3 separate regions of the Homo sapiens genome follow, and regions 2 and 3 are each linked to region 1. The links are chromatin contacts, found by Hi-C or POLR2A ChIA-PET in ENCODE. All regions are on one chromosome and are shown on one strand. Each heading gives the region's core, a stretch centred on a gene start or an enhancer-like site at or near the end of the contact. The rest is flanking DNA. Distances are from core to core; before and after follow the strand shown.

Region 1 (5,018 bases), core at 1,400-3,899:
CTTCAACAATAAGAAGGCCGCAATGGTCAAAGGAACAAAGACTTTAAGGAAAGATAACTTACTGAATTGGCCCCTCTCCCCATAATCCCTCTAAAACAAACGCCAGCTCAACACCCAATTTGACACCAACTTCTCAAGACTGCTGACAAACAACAACCCTATGCTAACTAACTCAGAAGCTATGACGAGCCTAAGCTGATTTGCAAACCCAGGAAAATGAAACAGAAAGAGAACTTACAACTCGTGTTCCATCATCAACATGTATTATTATAAGAGAGACAGTGGAGTGTACTGTGAATAACATTATGAATCTAAACTACTAACTATAGCAACCAGGCTGGGATCCTACAGGCTGAAAACACAATCCTTGAAAAGACATTTGTCTGTCTTACAAAACCTTTGACAATATGGGTATTCATGATGGCCTAGACCCAAGAGATGCCTTTCAAAGCTATTAGTCAAAATTAAATCCCATTTTAAAAACATCAGAAAATCAGAATTATATTCACATAAAACTCCAAGAAGTCTCACTACAATTTAATCATCATGTCCAAAGGAAGCAGTTTACCAATCTAATCTGTTCATGTATTTAACAGGACGACTAGTATCATCAACAGCTAGACCTTGCCAATATTTATCAAGTCTACTACTCTGGCAGATCCTATAGAACAATTTCTAACAACTTGAAATTGATAACTAGGCAAATTTAATGACAAAATTATTACTGACTCATTCAAAATATAACACTTTTTACTTAAATAAATCAGTTAACTCTATTCATAATCATTTATAACACATCTCCATGGATTCAAACAAGAAAACCTGACCAGCCAAATAAACAATTTGATGGTCTAAATATAACTTCAATGTTCTTTCATGTCTGTAGTTTCATGAATGCATGAGAAACTTAAAGTCTTCAATAATTTAATCGTTTATCCTTCACACAAGACTGAACTCCTTCAAGAACAGGATTATTTTTCTTATGTGTAATCACAAAAACCACAGAGTGCCTGCTCTATCAGATGTCACACATTTGTTACCTTTACTCCTCCCAACAATCCTATGAAGTGAACCTTATAACTTCATAGACAAAGAAACAGATTCTAAAAAGCAAGCATATGCTCAAAGCCAATGTGATCATCTCAATTATTTTTCGGCAAATATTTATTTCAGTCCCCTTCTCTCTGTAAATGAAGTGACTTGGTATCACTAACGCAGGGTTTCTCAACCTCAGCACTACTGACATTTGGGTCCAGGTAATTCTTTGTTGGGGGGCTGGAGGTGCACGGAGGCTGACTGCCCTGTGCATTACAGGATGTTTAACAGTATCCCTGGACTCCACCCACTAGATGCCAATAGTACCCCCTCTCCCAAGTTTAGACACCAAAAGTATCTCTAGTATTGCCAAATGTCCCCATAGGTAAAACTGCCACCAGGTGAGAATCACTGGGCTAATGGAAAGCAACAAGAGCAGACGCCTTATACCTGCTTATGCAGTTTGGCTTGGATCTTGCATTCCAGTGGCCTGCCATAAGAGCATGCCCTAAGCAGCCACTGCCCGCTTTAGCCTGGGCCCAGCAGGAACATAAATGGAGAAGATCTAAACCCACCCAGTTAGCCTCAATCAAGCTAGGCTTCACCCTAACCAGTAGACCCTCAGCCAACATACAGACCCATGAGCACAGAAATAAATGATTATTATTTTTAAGCCACCCAGTTTTAGAGTGTTTTATCATGGAGCATTATTGTGGCAACTGTTGACAAATACAGCCAATAAGAGGATAAGCCAGAATTCAAAACCTAGGCCTGACTAAGAAACCTATTGTCTTTACTATATCAAAGAGTTTTTTTCAAAAGAATTAAATATTCTTACCTAGGATGTGCTTGGTACACAGTAGAGATGCAATAGAAGTCTGCTTTATTAATAAATATTAATTCTGTGAAAATTTTAATACATTTTCAGTGGCCTATTCATATTAGCCTCTCATTCTCACATCATGAGGCCAAACTTCAAAAACGTTGCAAAGGGCTACAGACTATAGCACTACTTCATTTCTCAGACCTTGAGTCTGAGACTTTCTTCTCATATCAGTTTCAGAGATCTGCACTGCCAAGTCCAAAACACATCTCTAACTTAACACTGACTTCTGTAAGTAAGGTGCTATGTGCAAATGCAAAAGACAACAGGTTTAAAGAAAAAGAAAAGTTTAACAATATTTGAAAGAATGAGTTTCATACAAATATGTGCAACAAATACTTATTGTGAATACACCATTTATCAGACACTATTCTAAGCACTAGAAATACAGCACTGAAAGACAAAAAGATTCCTGCCCTCATAGAGCTTGTGACACATAGCATAAAGATGTTTTCCAACTGCTTCACTCATATTAACTCTTTAGTCTTCATAATCTTGTGAGAGGTTTAATATCTCCATTACAGAAATGAGAAAAGCGAACACCAGGAATGAAAAGTAATTTGCTTAAAGTCACAAAACATCATCACTTCCTGGCCTTTTGGTTAAGATCAAGTGTAGTACCAAAGTCACAAAACAAGCAGCAAAACTAGCTAGAAGTCTGAATCTGAGTTCCTACTTTTGACCACGGCATGACACTGCCCCTGTGCTAACTCTCTAACCTCACATCTTACAACACTTCCCAAGCACATTCCTGCCTGAGTCAGCTGTACTTGCTGTTCACTCTGCCTAGAATGTTTTTCTCCCAGATGGTTTTCATGCCTTCCTCCCATCATTCTGTTCCTGTCTCTCCATTCCCATCATATTGTAACAGATTTCTTCCCTGATTACCCTTAAAAATGAATACCTCCTTCCATACACAGTCACTATTCATCTGTCTACCCCACTTTATGTTTCTCCATAACACTGATTACAGCTATAGATTCATTTGTGTACTGTTTGTCTTTGTCACTGAAATGTCCACTCCACAAGACCAGTGACACTGTTTAATTCATCACTTCACCACTTACTGTTTCAGGCCTCCTGAAACGATGCCTGGCAAAATGACCAGGTACATGATCACCTACCTGTCAGCCTGGCTGACCCTGTCCCCTCTCCAAAAAAAAAAAAAAAAATTAGAGGAGTGATTCTCATACTTCAGCATGCATCGGAATTATCTACAGGGCTTAACAGGCAAATTGCTAGGCCTCGCCCTTACCCCAGAGTTTCTGATTCAATAAGTATGGAAAGGGGCTTGAACATTTACAGTTCCCAGAAAGCGTAGATACTATGGTCCAAGGACTGTGTTTTGAGAATCACCGATCAAGACAAATGCCATGCTCCAACACACCAGTCGGTAATAGTAGTTCACCGTGGCAAGAAGTCACAACTGGAGGAGGAAGGAAAGGAATATAGTGAACAGGTGCCCTCTAGACTCAAGTCCTGACTTAGAAGACTGTATGAAACCCATGTCTTTTAAAGAATGCATAAATACCCCTTCCTTGAATAGGATTTCTTTTTTTAAGAGATGGAACCAGACAGATTAACATTATATTCTCTATCAAGGTCTTGTGGTCTTACATATTCTATGTTAATGCCCACTGCAGAAACATTATCCCTTAACGTTTAAATAAGCAAAACAGACAGTTGCTATCCTTTCCAGGATAGTGAAAAACCTAACAGCAGTAGACCCCAATTGGAACAGCTGCCCAAATCACAATTTCCCATCTCTAGGAATAATCCTAATACCTAGGGTAGGCTCACAGTGGTCCTGTCTAGGTAATGGTAGATAACCTCACTTCCCCAGTCAGAAAGGCCCAAAACACATTCACTCTTCTAAGAATCTGAATTTTAAAGATAAAGTCTGGGAGGCACCAATGCCAAGTTATGTCAGCAAGGCTCTCAACCGAGAAGCTCCACAAACTCCTGCTGCTCAAGTTCTCAGATGCCCTGATTCCTAGCCTAACATGGCACTTTGTTTTCCAACTATTCCTTTAATCCTCTGTGTTACTCAATAATCTTCCAACCAACTCCTCTTTTCCTACATTATCCAAGACTATTTGTGTATTTGCAACCAAAAATACCTATAAAACCAGAGTAAATGTATATAACCTTTAAAAAAAAGTATCAGATCAATTTTTGCAAATTGTAATGTAACTGTAAAATATCAAAGCTTTTTCCTATTAATTCAACTTAAGACATTTCTCATCTACAGACTAGTATTCTGTCCATATAACTAAAGAATCATAGAGCACATCATATTTTTGATATTATAATAACTCCTTTTTTCATCTGCTTTCATAAAAGTCCTCTGAAACTTAGCAAAAAGCCATCATCTTTTCTTGGTTCATTCAACAAGTATTGTTACCTATTATGTGCCAATATTATGAGGGATACAGCAGTGAATAACAAAGACAAGGTTCTTATTTTATGTACACCTTATATTCTTCAGGGGAGACAGAGAGAGAGAAAATAAACCAGAAAAATGCCCGATTATAAGTGCTATTGCAAAGAAAAAAAAAGACAACGTGAAACAGTGAGTAGCTAGATAGATGGCTTTTAAATAAAAAGGTCAGGGGAAGCCTCTCTGAAGTGACATTTGAGCTAAATTCTTAATGACAAGAAGCAGCCAGCCAGTAGAGATCAGAGCACAACTAACATGGGGTCCCTAAGACTGGGAATAGACTTGACTTATTCTAAAAGCCAAAAGAGGGTCAATGTGACTACAGTGTGGTAAAGAAGAGGGAAAATCATTTAAGATGAGGCCAGAGAAATAGAATGGACCGTATCATATAGGGCTTTGTAACAAAAAGCAAAGAATCTGGATTTATTTAGAAATTAACAGATATAGGACAAGGAGGCTATTCACAACAAGATGCTTATAGAGAATAGTTCAACAATGGACTAAGATGGGGGAAAATCAGATTACAATCAGTGGTTTCAATAAAAATTTTAGAGCTGAAAGGAAACTTATGGTCCAACACCTTCATTTTACAGAAAGAATGCTGTGGCCCAAGCTGTGGCTTCTTGAAGGTCAGATTAAAGATGAGCAATGTTGTGCTTG
Region 2 (5,018 bases), core at 661-3,160, 120 kb before region 1:
GACATGGCCAGCAGCCTTGCTAAAGATAACTTGTCTCCATAAGTACACATATGCCAATTCAACCTGGCATAATACACATGCAGAACTGAAATCTTCATTTGGTTAATGACCATAGAGTTTATAGCCCTACTGAAAAACACATACACTCCTCAGGAGCAGGTTCTGTTTTCCAGTGTGCTTTGCAATACACCAACCATTTAGATACTTGGATGCTTTTGACAGTCAGTCCCTAGTGCAACTGTGGAAAGCAAGCCTATATTGCTCTGAGAGAAAAAGAAAACAAAGAACAAAACAAAACAAAAATAGCACACTCATGTATACTTATCAAGTTATAGTTCTTGACTCGTGGCTTCTCACAAATATTTTACTTTTAAATTCCTTAGAGATGTTGAAGAGCGTAACTTAAAGAGAGGTGGGAGTAAAACACTTGGACATTTTGTCTAAGAGGCTAAAATTGTAGAATAAAAGATGTCTTCCGTTAAAATATCCTGGCTTTACTGTCTACCCAGACCACGTATTTGAAGCTTGCCGGTTACAATAGCAATTTCTGCCCAGCAGGTCACTAAGGGAGTATTTTTGAGAACATGTACTCAAGGTATGCTGATCCCCCTTGATTTCTCATTGTAAGAGATTCATCTATTCTATTACACCACTTTACCATATCTGACTAACATAAATTTGAGGCACAAGTTTGGTTTTCGTACATTTTGATATACACAGAAATACTGATTGCATCATTTAATTAACACCAATTAAGCACTCAGAAATTTGACGGTGGTGCTAATTCATCAATATGAGTAACCTGCAAGTGCAAAGCATGCGTGATGTCTGTTGGGGTGCTTTCTAGTGCTTTTTATCCCCCTAATATTTGATTTTTATAGCCATTGATATACAATAGGGTAACACAACAACCCTTTTCTATATGTGGCCTACAATTTTTTCCTCTGGTATTTCTGTATTTTAATTCCATTACAGAATTCTACAGTTTCTACTTTTAAGAAATATTCATGAGAAACAGGTAGTAATTCAAACTGAAAAGGAGTGGCACGAGAGCCTCCTGTGCATAAAACTCTTCAGGCATTCCTCACAGCCTGCTGAGGGCGCTCAGCAAGAAGGCTCATGTTGACACTATTACCAAATTCTTGGCAATCAACCTGCTGGAATAGATACAGATCTCACAGCAGGCATGACTTTTATCACCTTTGGCTTTAGAAGAATGACAAATGAAAAAATACTTAAGAAATGGGAGGGGGTGTGGTATCCAACTTCATTTTTCAAGTTCGTATTTAGACTAAATTTACATCTGTCTCTATTTTTCTTTTCCATTAGCTCTGTTCAATGCCGTTTTGAAGGCAGCAGTACTCCTCTTTGAACTGAGGGGAGAAAGTGGTAAGGAAAGCAGGAGCGTCCCAATATTTCCCTTAATAACATGAACTATTCCCAGTTCACTGCGTATGTACTTAAATGTGGGGTTCCATAGATAAAACTAAGGTGATCCACCCGCCTTGGCCGAGCCCTTGCACCTGGCTTACTTCTTTTAGATCGGGCTGGACACTCAGCTTTCTGGTTCAATAACTTTTCTTTGTTACATCCTCTCTAGGATGGAGCTAAGGATGGTGGTGGTGATTCTTTAGCAAATTGTAACAAGCATTTTAGAAAAACTGGGTCACACATTTTGCTGTGGTTTGGGTGGAGTCTGTCCCCAGGAAAACTCCTGTTGAAATTTGATCCCCAGTGTGGAAGTGTTGGGAGGTGGGGGCTGATAGAAAGTGCGTGGGTTACTGAGGCGGATCCCTCATGAATAGGTTAACGGCCGCCCTCGGGATGGGGCGTTTTCCCTCTTGCAGGGATGCATGAGTTCCTAGGAGACTGGGTTGAGTCTGGCCTCCTCTTGCTTTCTCTTGCCTTGTGATCTCTGTGCACCTGGTCCACACTCCCCTTTGGCTTTACACCATGAGTTAAAGCAGCATGAGGCTGTCACCAGATGCAGCTGCCCAATCTTGAACTTTCCAGCCACCAGAAATGTGGGCCAAATAAACCTTTTTTCATCATTACCCAGCCTCAGGCGTTCTGCTATAGCAACACTAAACGCACTAACACACTTCTCTGAAGAATTCAAGGTATTCACACGGCCGTCTGGGTATTTATTAGCTTAATGGGACGTACATTATTGGTGCTGTCCACATCAGTGATGTTTTCCTTGTAGAGTACAAAATTTCTCTGCCAAATAGGCTCATATGGAATTCAGTGAAAGGGACATAAAGTCAAGCTAACACTACATTTTTTCTTTCATTTCTCTCCATACCGGGTTGCTTTAATCCTAAGAGTAACGGGAGGTTTCTAATTCATTTTAGACTCAACACCAATACTTACTGATGACAGACCACTTCTGGAAGTGATATCAAACTTTTCCACTTTATTTCATTTAAAACCAACTTTACTGCTAGTAGCCCCCGAACTGATGCCTGAATGATGTTCTGGATGAGGCATATGTATGTTTGATTTGCTAATCTAGCTTTTTTCCCTGAGACTCACATTTAACTCTTAGTTTCAGGACTTGCATTGCGTTCCGCTCATGAGCTTTAAAGTTTTACATTTTCCCGCCACCTAGGAATCTAGAAATCTAGAGTCAGTTTAAATTCTGGACAACTTTTTAATGCTGTTTTACCTCAGTGAGAAAGCAATGAACAAAAGCATATTAACATATTATCATTTAATTAAAATGTATTCAAACCAACTTTCAACTTGTACTACCAGTATGTCTTAATTTTATAAATCAATCATTGAAAACAATGAATGTAATAAGGGAAGCACTAAAATTCAGGTTTCAAGCACAGCCAAGGCACTTTCCTCATTCCCAAGCTTGACAGTTCTAAGGTAAAGGAGTGAACATAAAATCTTTAGTATCAACTCAAATAGTTCTGCAAGAATTGTGGATTCACTTGCAAATATTTTCTTCTCCTTTTGCTCTTCATCATTTTTCTTGTAATAACCTTTATATTAATATCCAGTTAAGTAACCAATGAACATAGTATAGCATACTTTAAAACAGACTACAGTAGATTTTCATCCCAATTTTAGGAGACACTCCTTAAAATTGGAACTGTTGTGTAGCATGTAAAAATAAGCGCTTTCAGAGGGTATACAGTTCACAAAATAGCATTAAACTGGAATAATCTAATTTTAATAAACATTTTTTGGGGAAGATATGATGCCAAACTTACCATGACTATTATTTTAGACATATGTATAGTACAACTATTAGATGGTCAATTAGTTTAACTGCTTTCTAAAGACCACAAATTACTGTATAAAAGGGGTAATCATTAAAAATTACGTTAGGAAGGAAATCCAAATGTCTAGTGCTTCCATTCACTTAAGCACTTCTGTAAACATAAGAACACAATGTGCATGAGTAACAGTGACTAAAATATTCATCTGATTTTTCAGGAGGAAAAACATCAAAACTGATTTTATGTCACCCCTTTTGAGAAGCTGGTTTGAAAGTCAGATCACCATCCTGGACCAGGAAACAAGCACAGATATCCACAGGAGCCAGAGAGCCGGGGGGAAGGATTAAAGCAAGAGAAGAGTAAGAAAATCAACAGCCCAAGTGTGACACTAGAGACAGGAAGGAGTGGTGGGGTGGCGACTAACCAGGGAATACTTGGCTTCAGGGGACCGTTTAATTACTCAGTTTCAGCTGGTGCCTACTATGTTAAGAATACATGTTTGGGCTTTCTAGACACTTTGATCTTTCAGGAAGAGCAGATTTTGTGAAGAATTAAAAAAAAAATCTAATATGGGCAATCAGACTTTTTTTTTTTTAAGTCTAGTGTTGCCACTTTTAAATTATGGCAAGTAGTTTAAAAAGCAAAACACCGTATAAGCCAAACCAAACACACCTTTGGGCTGCTAGTCTGCACGACGGTGCTATGGATCCTGCAACTGTGGGCTACTTTAACAAAGCATTCTGTTGAGGAAAACTAAGGTTCCGGTGAGCAAGAGGAAAGGAGCCAGAGGTACTTGGAGATGATATAAATAAGAAAGACTGGAAAACTTAAGGTACAAGGAGTCATAACATTTAGATGTTAAAGACTCGTAAAGGTTTCACACTACTGGAAATGATTTTTTTAATAAACCAATTCTGTTCAACAGGTTAATGACACTAGTCCTTTTCATGAAGCTGATGAAATCAAGTTTTGGTCAGCATTCCTTTCTTCTTACATTCGAAAACTACATAAAAACTGTACCATTTATTAAAGATAAAAAAATGTTTTGGATGCACAGTCCAACTATGGAACACTGTAGCAGTCTGTTTACTAATCTCCCTTAATGGCTAAAATCAGAGTGAATGTTATGCTCATTTTCTAATGTTATAATAACTCCAGAATGTCAAATTCTTACATTTTCTTTTAAATAGTGTTGAAAGCCTCAATAAAATTGAAAGTGTGCGTTCTTTATTCTCATATTGATACATGCATTTTCTGGGGGTGGAGGATAAGCAGCACTTTCCAGCTGCAGTTGGCTTGAGAGGATGAAGCACATGCACTTTTTCCAGTTGGTTTATTGCATTTCATGTACGGTCATGCAGTTCTCCGTTCACATGTGACCTGTGAACACCTATTTCGACTATATATATATATATACACAATTTCCACAGTAAAATTTTAAATGTTTCATACATACCACTACAATATAAACCATAAAAGATATATTTGGTAATAAAAACTTAATAGCACTTTTAAGTTATAAATTAACTTTTACCCTGGAAGCTGAGATCTTCCCACAATGTGGTGTCTTTTGCCAAGAAGAGGCAACAACATTATAATGTGGAATCAACACTGTGGCTGCCCTTTGCTGCACCTATCGCCTCCTTCTACTATGAATTAATTCATTCGCCTTCTCCCCCACCCCCTGGCAATTAGTGCAGCAGAAACACAGAAACGAGAGGACTGTGCTGAGGTTAACCAGTTTGATTCCACATTGAAGGCACGAGTGCATATAATGTTGGTAAA
Region 3 (5,018 bases), core at 1,544-4,043, 73 kb before region 1:
GCAAGGTACCACAGACAAACAATAAATATCTGCTGTTTTTGGACCTTTATTTTAGAAGTTACTATTTACCTAATTGTTAGATTCCAGTAAAAGAAAATAAAGCAGGCATAATAAAACTGCTTTCTGCAACAATTCACATGATTGAGCTTAGCCAATAAGGCTAAAAATAAATTTTAACAGTAAATGCTTCTGCTTTATTTTTAATCAACACATCTTTAGGATGAAAATGCATCCACATATTGTAAGGGGATACAGGGAAAAAAAAAATCAGACACAATCCTATGCTGGGCCATCTATGTATTTCCAAAGAGTGAACTCTGAGTCAGCACAGCATTTTACAGGGGTACCATCTGTCCGACACTGTGTGAACCACCAGCTCAGAATATCTGACTGTTTCAACATAAGGTCACATTACATTCTTTTTGATGATGTCATATCTTTACAAAGCTAGGTTGTTAGCGGTTGCTGTAATAAAAATCAAGAACATACAAAAATCAATGTGGAACAAGAAAAGAGGGTGGCAGTACAAAAATCTGATTCCAAAGTTTGAGAATTTGAACAGCACCCAAGAAAATACAAATGCTATTAGTAAAAATGTGGTTATTTACAAATAAAATGTATAGTCTGTTTCAAAGTTGTTTGTAGAGTAAATATTTAATAAACAGAACTCTGAAATATTTCTTTTTGACTAGGGTACACCATGCAAACTAAGTGGGAAACCAAGGAGTCAATGAATCAAGAAACTGGAAACCTCAGGGTTATCTGTATGGCAAGAAATAAAATATGTATTAATATCTCTAACTGTGGCAAGAAAAATTAGTTTTGTTATCCAGATTTCAATTGTTATGTTCAAGAATGCTAACAGTATTTTCTCACCAAAATTTGTATTTTTTATTTATCTTTTTTTTTTTGGAGAGAGACCTACAAAAGCTACTAGTCTGGTATTATTTGGTGGGCCTAAAAGTGCACCTATTTGACTAAACGCATATATATGAGGGACTTCTGTTTCCAGGCAAGATATAGTAACAGGAACCAGATTCACCTTCCTGCTGAAACAACCAAAAAACTGGCAAAACGTATCAACAAGTTTCAAGCCACTGGACATCAGACAACTAAGGACAAATGACACAGAGTTGGGAACAACTGAGGTGAGCCTATAACTGCCCCCACTCACTGGCTTGAGAGTCTCCAGACAACTCCATGAGGAGACTAAGCAAGAGTCCAGGGAAACCGAGGCAGCCAAAGCTCAGAGAGTCCTGGGAGAGCTGCCACTCAAATATTCAGCTGAACCCTGATCGTTGCATACTTGAGAGAAAATTCCAGAGGCCAGGGAAGGAACCACCCAAAAGGATTCCAGGTCAAAGTGCCTGGCTCTAGAAAAGAACAAGACTGAAAGACTTGAAGGATTCCCCACGGGTAAGGGACACAGAAAGGTCTTGCCTCAGTGGTAGGAAAAAACTAAACCTAATCTAAGCATTGTTCCAGTACAACTAAATACATTTTAAAAGTAAGACCAAATGCCTTAAATTATTTCCAACTAACTTAACTGTGTCCCAGGACAAAGCTCAAAGATATTTATAGGAATATAAAAATATCCACCCAACAAGGTAAAAGTCTGGCATACAATTAGAAATTAACGGGCATGCAAAGCAGCAAGAAAAATGCAATACATGAGACCACCTCCCCCCCAATCAATTCACTCAAACCAATCTAGAAGTGATACAGATGTTATTATAAATAGACAAAGACATTAAAAGCTCTATGTGTGTGTGTCAAACACTAATGCATATAGATACTAATACAATGAAAACTGAGGAACATTTATAATCAAATATTTTTGAGAAAAGCTTAAGAATAAAAACTAAAATTTGACTTGCCGCAGAAACCTCTATACATGGAGAAAAGCCAGAGAATTTAAAAGGAATAATTATTTTCATGATAGAAACAAAGTTGCAGTATTATTTGCCATTTTGCTTTATTGCAAGAATACATTTTTAAGGTGTAAAACACTTGGCCAATGCGTACTCTTACTAATTCAACAACTTAAATGATAGTTAAAAATATAAAAATAGGAGAAAGCTACATCTACCCTGTTTGCTTCAAAATCAACATTTTTGCTTACACTTTTAAAAACAATTGAAGGAGCAAAAATTTTCAAAGATGGAGAAATTAATGGAATGGTGTACTTACACTCCCACCAAAAATTCTTCTACAACACTGCAGAGTTTAAAATGTACAAACTCAGCCGGGCACAGTGGCTCATGCCTGTAATCCCAGCACTTTGGGGGGGCCGAGGCAGGAAGACTGCTTGAGCCCAGGAGTTCAAGGCCAGCCTGGGGAACAGTCAGACCCTGTGTCTATTATAAATAAATAAATAAAATGTCCAAACTCGTAAGAAGTAAGAAAATGGGAAAGGAAACCATTTAAAAATTAAGAATCTAGAAAGCAGATGGTTAACTTAAAATTTACCTGACTCTAGTTAAGAAAGAAACTTATTTCCTTGCAATCCACCCCAAAAATACTGAGGAAATGGGCAGCAGTGAAAACAGGGGTGAGGGTGGGGCTGAGATTGCAGGACTAGATGAACTCTCATTAAAAAGCAGTTCAATTCCCATATCCCCTGTCCACAAATGGCTAGCTATCAAGCACTCCCTAATTCCCAGCAGTAGACCAGAAACTGATTCTGAAAGGAAGTAAAACACTTGCTCAAACTGCATTAGGAGAACAGTTGACAGGGTAACTTCCACTCTGACAGCTGGGCTGGCCGGCCATCTCCCCTGCTCCAAATGCAGAGCAAGGGAACCCAGGCCCACATCTTGGGGACAGGAGACTTGAACAACTGACCCTTCAGAGAGTTAATAAAAGACGCTACAATGCTGAAACAAGAATGCTCTATTTAAAAATTTTGAATACAAATAGAAACTCCTGCAACTAAAAACATGAGAGCAAAGATGAAAAATTTGATAGAAGGTTGGAAGACAAACTGAGGAACTCTCCAAGTAGCAAAAGACAGAGATAAAAAAAAATGGTGCAGAACTGTATAATATTAGAGGACTAGTCCAAGAGGTTCAGAAACTGAAATGACGATGTCCAACTACCAATATAAAGAAAAAGAAAGCAGAGGGAGAAAAATCATCAATGTTATATATTTTTCGCAAAACTGAGGGATCTGAGGTTCCAGATGAAAAGGACCCACTGAGTTTTCACCACAAGGAATAAATGAAGCGGACACTTCAAAATCAAACAATGTAGCAATTGAAAGTAAACACTAAAAGCACCTCTTTTAGTGTTTTGGAGGGGGTGCAGTGTGAAGAGAGAGACCGACCAACCCGTTTTCCACATCAGGCCTCAGAAAATCTTTCATCCATGTGCATATCAAATGTCACACAAAAAAAGGCTTTGAGGTCATGCTACGCAGAAGCCATGAAGCCATATTCATTCTACTGTAGTCCATTCCAGCTCAAGAAGAGTTAAATTCCTTCAGTGAGTTTGCAGCTTAGTAATTATTTAATACAAATACTATTTCTCCCTGTGATCTCATTCTGTTTCTTAAGCAGATTATAAAGGCAATCTGGGATTGGCAAATTTTATAGAGAAATCAATAAAACACACCCCAAAAGGTCCTCTTTTAGTCATTAAGGATAGATGCAATTATAGGATGGTTACTTCTGAACTTAAAATATCCATAGTAAGAATCCACTCACAAAACCCATTTTCTCACTTAAATACATCAGGACAAAGAAAAGGTTGAAATAAGCAGACAGGAGGGATGATGATATGGACGCACACCAAAAATGCTGTATTTATTAGAAACTGTGTTCTACGAGGCATTCGTTTCTTTTTACAATTATGTTTCAAACAATCTTTCAGGGGTTAATAGCTGAGATACTGATGTGGAAAAAAATAGCTCATGACTACTATAATGTCTGTTTTACAGTTACCATTTGCAATATCATTTCATAATATATGTGCTACTAAATCTTCAGCAACATAGAAGAACACAGTTTTGCATCAATATAATCCCAAATTTACATTTTCCAGCACAGTACTGCCCCCTGATTTCTAGACCTCCAAATTCAACTGCCAACTAGAAATGTATACTTCAATCTCTAAAGCAGTCTGAACTCCACATGTCCAAACTGGGGTTCATACCTCCCTGCTGCAAATCTGTCCACAATTAATGTCTCAGCTATTACTCATCCTGAATGAATTTTCTGAATCAGCGTGGATTTTTAGAATTTGAGGCTTTGTAGGAAATCTCTGAAACACAGTCATGGCTTACTTGTGCTTTGACAGAGACTGGCTGCTGCACATGCACCCATTCACATCTATCCACACTAATCTGAAGTGCCGTGTTCATTCACTTCCCACGATAGGCTCAGATTTACTCCATGCTGTATTACTGGCCATTCCCCAAACATGGATTTTGACACCCATAAGTTTATGGAAGCTATCTATCGCCTATGTCTAGAATGCCTCCTTTCCCTTTCTTTAATATTTACTTTTATTTCTTTTTTTTCTGTATTATATAGTAACTTAGTTATCTGTGCATTGTCTTTTTCTAGCTATTAGAAAGTTTGCTCCAAGTTGAATATCAGAATCATCTCACTGATTTTCATACTCTTGACAGTATGTACACATTGATTTTACACATATCTGGCTCTAAACAAGTATTTACTGAATTGAATAATTGAACTTTTATGATTGAAGAGCATCATTCAAATCAAATATCAAACTGTGCATGAATATGCTGCAGCTTTCCCACAGTGCTCTGCTGTACTAATGATTACTGTGCCTGTTTAGTTAATCCCTCATATATTCACCTTTGCTCCTGTATCTTGGTTTCTGGGACGGCTTCTTTCTTTCTCCTTAGTTACCAGGTGTACATGACAATTTTTACTCCATTTCTTGTTCTCTTACTTCTAGTCAATTCTCCCAGATTTTCTACAATAACTCTTATGAGGTCTGGTTTTCACAACCCATCAGTCTGCTTATCTTTTACTCTAAAACCTCAATGC

The links. A loop is a pair of places that touch in the nucleus more often than their neighbours do. ChIA-PET counts read pairs that join two places held with the same protein, here RNA polymerase II (POLR2A). Pooled maps may share reads with other maps.
Region 2: a loop to region 1 is called in a map of gastrocnemius medialis, with 2.4 times the contacts of the local background. The contact joins two enhancer-like sites. A Hi-C loop is called at or near these places in 2 of 168 maps with a recorded cell type or tissue (dorsolateral prefrontal cortex and gastrocnemius medialis) and 2 of 50 pooled maps. POLR2A ChIA-PET finds 5 or more read pairs at or near these places in 1 of 52 experiments (BJ).
Region 3: a loop to region 1 is called in a map of gastrocnemius medialis, with 2.7 times the contacts of the local background. The contact joins two enhancer-like sites. A Hi-C loop is called at or near these places in 9 of 168 maps with a recorded cell type or tissue (Calu3, IMR-90, MCF 10A and 6 more) and 1 of 50 pooled maps. POLR2A ChIA-PET finds 5 or more read pairs at or near these places in 3 of 52 experiments (HepG2, activated CD4-positive, alpha-beta T cell and endothelial cell of umbilical vein).

What each region holds. Positions count from the first base shown.
Region 1 is chr6:163,455,707-163,460,724 of GRCh38, reverse strand. The region is part of intron 2 of QKI (QKI, KH domain containing RNA binding); the gene reads right to left. Among named protein-coding and RNA genes, the nearest start is that of QKI, 43 kb to the right of the region's middle. RefSeq lists an enhancer at 114-343. Within about 2 kb of position 2,649, at least 9 of the 41 ENCODE cell types and tissues checked have a DNase peak (open chromatin) inside an H3K27ac peak, as active enhancers do; they include gastrocnemius medialis, where a contact is called at or near this core.
Region 2 is chr6:163,576,208-163,581,225 of GRCh38, reverse strand. QKI (QKI, KH domain containing RNA binding) reads right to left here. Exons shown (of 8, transcript NM_006775.3): 8 at 2,634-5,018. Among named protein-coding and RNA genes, the nearest start is that of QKI, 160 kb to the right of the region's middle. RefSeq lists a silencer at 1,715-2,009. Within about 2 kb of position 1,910, at least 4 of the 41 ENCODE cell types and tissues checked have a DNase peak (open chromatin) inside an H3K27ac peak, as active enhancers do; they include gastrocnemius medialis, where a contact is called at or near this core.
Region 3 is chr6:163,529,031-163,534,048 of GRCh38, reverse strand. The region is part of intron 3 of QKI (QKI, KH domain containing RNA binding); the gene reads right to left. Among named protein-coding and RNA genes, the nearest start is that of QKI, 120 kb to the right of the region's middle. Within about 2 kb of position 2,793, at least 3 of the 41 ENCODE cell types and tissues checked have a DNase peak (open chromatin) inside an H3K27ac peak, as active enhancers do; they include gastrocnemius medialis, where a contact is called at or near this core.